Regions from separate parts of the Homo sapiens genome. Here region 1 is linked to region 2. The links are chromatin loops, found by intact Hi-C in ENCODE. Cell type or tissue: PC-9. All regions are shown on one strand. Each heading gives the region's core, and the rest is flanking DNA. Links, peaks and the distances in the headings are about the cores only. Region 1 overlaps HSPH1 (heat shock protein family H (Hsp110) member 1). Region 2 has its middle 48 kb from the start of LINC01066.

What was found. Hi-C counts contacts between places; a loop is a spot of excess contacts. Peaks named below come from ENCODE experiments on the same cell type or tissue, not always from the same donor. Only the 100,000 strongest peaks of a DNase experiment are listed, where the experiment ranks them.
Region 1: a loop joins it to region 2, with 2.3 times the contacts of the local background. A loop is called at or near these places in 3 of 110 quality-filtered maps.

What each region holds. Positions count from the first base shown.
Region 1 is chr13:31,133,295-31,136,212 of GRCh38, reverse strand. It overlaps HSPH1 (heat shock protein family H (Hsp110) member 1), which reads left to right. Exons shown (of 18, transcript NM_006644.4): 18 at 1-1,240. Among named protein-coding and RNA genes, the nearest start is that of HSPH1, 27 kb to the left of the region's middle. In PC-9, for the core only: no CTCF peak of the experiment used is centred there; no DNase peak of the experiment used is centred there.
Region 2 is chr13:31,043,163-31,046,080 of GRCh38, reverse strand. No RefSeq gene overlaps it. Among named protein-coding and RNA genes, the nearest start is that of LINC01066, 48 kb to the right of the region's middle. RefSeq lists an enhancer at 1-793. In PC-9, for the core only: CTCF peaks have their summits at 1,312 and 1,513 (motif pointing right); DNase peaks (open chromatin) are centred at 690, 840 and 1,520; H3K4me3 peaks cover 1,132 bases; H3K27ac peaks cover 1,334 bases.

The DNA of each region.
Region 1 (2,918 bases), core at 122-2,621, 90 kb before region 2:
AAAAATACCAATCTTGCTATTGGTAGATTTAGGTGTTTCTCATTTTTGCTGTTCTAAATAATGCTGCAATGAATCTATCTGGTTGTTTTGTAAGCACAAAATTGAAGTAGTGTTGGAGGTAGGGGAGAAGACACATGCACTTAGGATAGGTGACAACCAGCTCCTCACTAGGGTGCAACAGTTTATTCTTTTTTTTTTTTTGGTAGAGCTGGGGTTTCGCTATGTTGCCCAAGTTCGTCTTGAACTCCTGGGCTCAAGCAATCTGTCTGCCTCAGCCTCCCAAAGTGCTGGGATTACATGGTGTGAGCCACCATGCCCAGCCATTTATGATCTTGATGAGGGCCAACTTTCCCTCTTCCACAAGGGATTAATCTTAGAACTATAGCCAATTTATTATAAGTACTATTTAGCTACTCTGTGCTCCACACATCACGGAGTAATATCTTCAAACTATGAGGTTTAGTAACACTTGACTGCTGAGGTTTATTTCCTCAGCTCTGATGCTTCCTGGGTGAAGATGTAAGTTATTAAATTAACTCAAATTTTAAAGCTAACACTTCATTCCATCTAGACCAGGTAGCTCGTCATTTGTACGTCTGATAGGTGCTTCAACATCTCAGAATTGGCTTATTTTTCATGCATTGCATATTGTACTCATTTGTAATATTGGAATGTAAAATGTTCTTACTAAGAATCTTTATGTCAGCTATTCAACATTTCCCTACTTTATAATTTCTAGCTGCTTTACCATTTAGCAACTTTAAATTTTTATGCAGTTAATATGTTTCTTTGGTTTTTATGTTTTCTGAATGTCTTTAATGCACATTAATGTATACTTAGTAGATACACATTTACACATTGAGAAGTGAAGATAGGTTTGTGTTCTGTGTACAATTAGGACATCCATTAAAAAAGATTTTTAAAAACTGTGAATGGGAAAACATGTTTTTCCTCCTGTCCTAAAATAGAACCTGATGACGGGAGGGAGCATCAGTCAGTCTGGCCTAAATCAGTGTACTGCGCTTTTGGATGCGGGCAAAAGTATTGTCATGTTGATTACTTTATAATAACGTATTAATATCATTGGCTCAAACAGTTGTGATATATACCTAGTAATCATCGAGGATCTCAAAGATATGCACCAGTTTGAATAAATGCTGTTTAAAGATTAAATTTTACAATTCATTTTAAATTGTCATTTTGTGACAATATTTCTAAACAACGTCCATTTTTAATAACAGTTGAATTTTGAGTCTACTTTGTCATGAATATTATGTCTGAGCAATGATTAACTTACTTTTCTTGAGTAAAATCCCAATGTTTGCTTGATTATTTATCAAAAGAAATAGTGCAATTAATTTGACTAGTGTAACCTGCCTCTACAAAATAGCCTATTGGAAGTTAGTTTCTGAAGGGCTAAAATCTTTAGCTACTGTGATTAATGACTTGCGTTTGTAAGCAGCATTCAAGATACTTTTTTTCTACATTACCACTTGTCAATTTATATCCAGACTTCTATTTTGCCTGTGGTGTTTTGATTGTTGTGGAGTAATATCTCTTGCCATCTATCATAGTTTTCATAGCACAAAACAATGACATCAGCTTTTCTGGGAAGATGGAGTCTATACAAATATTTGGAGAGAGGTTGACTTTCTCCAAGTACTGAGTAATTTTGGTACGGTTAAGCTCTTCTAAGTGGGCAGAATGATGAGAAGTGTTCCCCTATTTGCTCTGGCATGTGTGCTATGGTTTTCTTGTATTGGTCTAGTTTGTTAGCCTTAGAGACTTCCTAAAAGACAACTAGTCGAAACTAGTTGTCTTTTAGTTCATATTAGCATGTGATTTGGAAATAAGAACGGGAGCATACTTGAAAGCTCTAGGATAACAGCTTTTCAGTCACTTGTGGTTTAGTTTTCTTAGAACTGCATAGCATGGGCCTGTTGACAGTTCTTATACTGCTTCAGGGCAGGTGGCAGGCAGTATGGTATAGTGGAAAGATCTTTTGGGGTTGGAAAAGATTTTGTTTCATGTTCAAGAGTTCATGCTGGCCCCTTAAGTGCTATGGTTTTTAGGTAATTAACCCAATTTCTGTGAATCCCCATTTCCTCATCCAAATCTATATAACCTTGACAGGGCCAGTCTCTGCCATGGTGGATTCCTCTAGTGCTGGGTTTCTCAACTTTGGCATATTAACATTTGGGGCCGGCTAATCAATTGTGGGGGCTGTCCTGTGCCTTGTAGGATGTTTAACAGCATCCCTAGCTTCTACCCATCAAATGTCAGTAGCACCTCTCTACCCCAGTTGTGACAACCAACAATGTCCCTTGTCCTTCAGTTACAGGGAAAGTGACTTTGAACTTCAAAATAACACTCAAAGAGAAGGAAGTAAAATGGCCCTTTCTGAGTATCTTTAAGCAATCCGGCACTGTGCCAGGTGTCTTCACTCAGGCTTCACAACGATCTTCTCAGAAAGGCATTGTTGCATTGTTTCCCCCATTTTACAGGTGGGAAAATGGGGTGACGCTCTGACCAAGCTAAAATATATGTTAATTAGAACTTAGATCTAACTGTAAGGCCCATGTTCTCTCCGGTGGCGGAGCGATCAAAGTCGGCATGCACATAGCCAGGGATGAAAGTTGACTAGCACTGTGAAAATGCACTTGTATCGTCATTGAAAACTCCGTGGGAGGACTCAAAATCTCTTCCCTGAAATTAGCCATAAAATCCAACCATGTTAAGATTTGCTGTTTTTTCACCAGGCTGTATCCGGTTTTCTAAACCCATGTTTATATGAAACACTGAAGCTTTTCTTTACAAAATGCAGATTCTTAGTCCAGTGTTTTGTAAAGCCGATCGAGACCAGTATTTTTTTTTAAAAAAAGAAAAAATTTAATGAAACAAAATATCAATGCATCATA
Region 2 (2,918 bases), core at 171-2,670:
GTTACCGGAACGTTCTAAGCGTTTAGTAAGCAGCTCTGCCCCACCCCACCCCTGGAACCCTCAGGGCCAGCCACGATTCTTCGCCCTCCACACGGAGCAGCAGCTTCCGTTTACTTCTGACTCACAAGGAGCACTTTAACCTGATGAATCACCAGCAGCACTTCCTGTGACATTCTGGGGAAAACTACAGTTTGCTTAGGAAGGACTCTGAAGCACTTCACTTGCTGTGGTGTTTGATCTGCAATGGGGTGGAAAAATTTCAGTTCTGCTCTGTGTGGACACACCAAAGCCTTCTCACCAACTCTTGGAAGTTTCCTATCATCAGGGCTAGGTCTACTCCATAGTCAGCCTGAAATGAATGGATTAAATGAACAAGGCTGTCCCCGGGAGGATACAGCATATCCCCCTCACTGATCTCACCCAGGATGCCATTCCTTTTGTAACTGTTCTGGGCTTAGTTTACTCATCTGAACCACAAAGCACAGATAATTACCTAAGGGATGATGTTCTCAATTCTCCCAAAGGTGGTACCTCACCAGCGCCATTCTTCAGGTATAGGTAAGAAACAAATCCATACATACAAGAAATGCTTTAGGGTGTGGTCGGCCTAGACCTTATCAATGGAGGGCTTTGATAGTAAGAGTCCAGGCAAGGGTAAGGGAGTTGCCCTACTACCTAAGTTATGCCACAAGGTGAGAACAATGAGCTCTGGAACAGTTCCAAATTCGTTCAAGTCCTGGCAATGAGAAAACAGAAAGGGTAGAAAAGTCAGTGTTTTAACCTTCTACAGAAACAGTTCTCTTAGTATGTCAAATGTAATGCAGGTGAATATTATCGAAAGATCTTCAACTGCATGATCTAGGGCCAGGTATTACAAATCTAAAGCTGACCCAAGGACAGTCACGCACCAAAACAGCCTTTGTGGCATGTGGTGACAAACCAAGTTCCCCTGGCTGTTGTCAGCGTATTGCAGAGGTGGCTTTCCTTATGCTGAGTATGACTGGGCCCCTGATTGCCAGGATACATGGCAATTAAGAAGCATGCAAATTGTGAAAACCTTGAAAACCAAAAGGTGATTAGGTGACAGATTAGGTGATAAGGCAGGCAGTCAGTGCTTCTGCTTTATAAATAAACTCGTTTTTTCTCTTACACAAAACCTGAGGCTATGCTAGATGCCAACATGAGCTCTTTAATGCGACGTTCACGTTAAGCATTTTTATAACCTAATGAAAATTTGATTTTTAAAATGAGCATCAAATGAGGCCTGAAATACTGTTTGAAAATGTCACGACTTTTTAACATTTAAATATAGCTTTACACAGAGTCACCCTTGATTGACATTTTATTCCATTTCAGGGCTGTTAATTAAGAACCGTAGACACTAGCAACAAAGATTAAAGCAGCAGAGGCCGAAAACTTACTGAAATAAAATGCAGCTCTGATTTGCTCAGAGCCCACATCAAAGCGGAAGCACGGATCCTGGCTCATGCACATCTGGTCCACTAGGGGGCAGTGAATGATCGCGCCTCCAGCGGGAGGGCTTGTTCTACATCCACCTGAAGTGTGCAGGCCTTTCACACAAGTGAGATGCGCTGCCGCCAAGGCAGGTGTAGGGACTAGCCAGTTATTGCTACTAGCATAATATGCCAGAAGGATGAAGTGAAATTATCGTTTGAAAAACTGAACAATGAAAAAAGTTCATTTTTACCAATAAATTTGCATGGTAAGGAACAGGTGGTACCGCTGTACCTGCCCGGGTCCTGTTCCCTGGCTCCTGGTGGAGGGCAGTGACCAGGCTGGGCTGCACCCAGAAGGGCAGCCACGGAGAGGGGTAGAGCCAGGGAGCCCCGTTTACGCAGTTGCTGGGGCTAGCAACCACCGGGCACGAGTGACCAAGGCGGGCTTCCCCTACTCATCCTGTCCCTGTGCCGGGGTCCATTTGGGGGAGTCCCAGGCCTGGAAGCCGAACAGCACACATCCAGGGGCACCATCCGAGCCGTAGGCTGTGTGGATGCCCCCTGGAGCCGGGCAGTTCCCAGATCATCCCCGCTCCCACCACGTGGGGGCCCTGTAGAGAGAAAGGCAACACCGGAGCAAAATTAGGAATTGGGGCCAGCTGGATTTCAATGTCTGCGTGTTCCCTTCTCATTCTTCTATCCCCTCCTTGATTCAAGAATCTGGTGCCCTCCTGTCTTTGTCCAGTCCAAACCTGTTCTTCTAGGATATCCAGTCATTCACCTTCCACTGTGTTTCCTTCACCACCTCCCAAGGGAATTTGCATTTAAGCCTATTTATTTATTTTTTGAGACAAGGTCTCCCTCTGTCACCCAGGCTGGAGTGCATTGGAGCAATCATAGCTCACCGCAGCCTCAAACTCCTGGGCTTAAGCGATCCTCCCACCTCAGTCTTCTGAGTAGCTAGTATTACAGGCGCATGCCACCATGCCTGGCTAATTTTCTATTTTTTATTTTTTGTAGAGGCGGAGTCTTGCTAGGTTGCCCAGGCTGGTCTTGAACTCCTGGCCTCAAGCAATCCTCCTACCTCAGCCTCCCAAAACTCTGTGTTTACAGGCATGAGCCACCTTGATCGGCAAGACTTATTTCTAATTCTGAAGCAAAATACAGAGAAAAGGTTTCTCCCTCCTGGCCCTGATTAACAAGAATCTCCCCTGAAAATGGGAAGGAAACCAGATGTGCCATTTCCCCCAGCACTCTGACTTCAGTGATTTTAGAGTGACTTCTGTGTTCCCAGACCCATTTCTTCACATAGTCACCTGGAACATCTCTTTGTTTCCTCGAGAGTCAGTGAAGCCTCGTGGGCAGGTGCAGAGGCTATGCAGATCTGCTTGGGTTCAAATCCCAGCTCTGCCACCTCCTAGGGGCATAGAACCTTGGGCCAACTGCATAGCTGCTATGAGC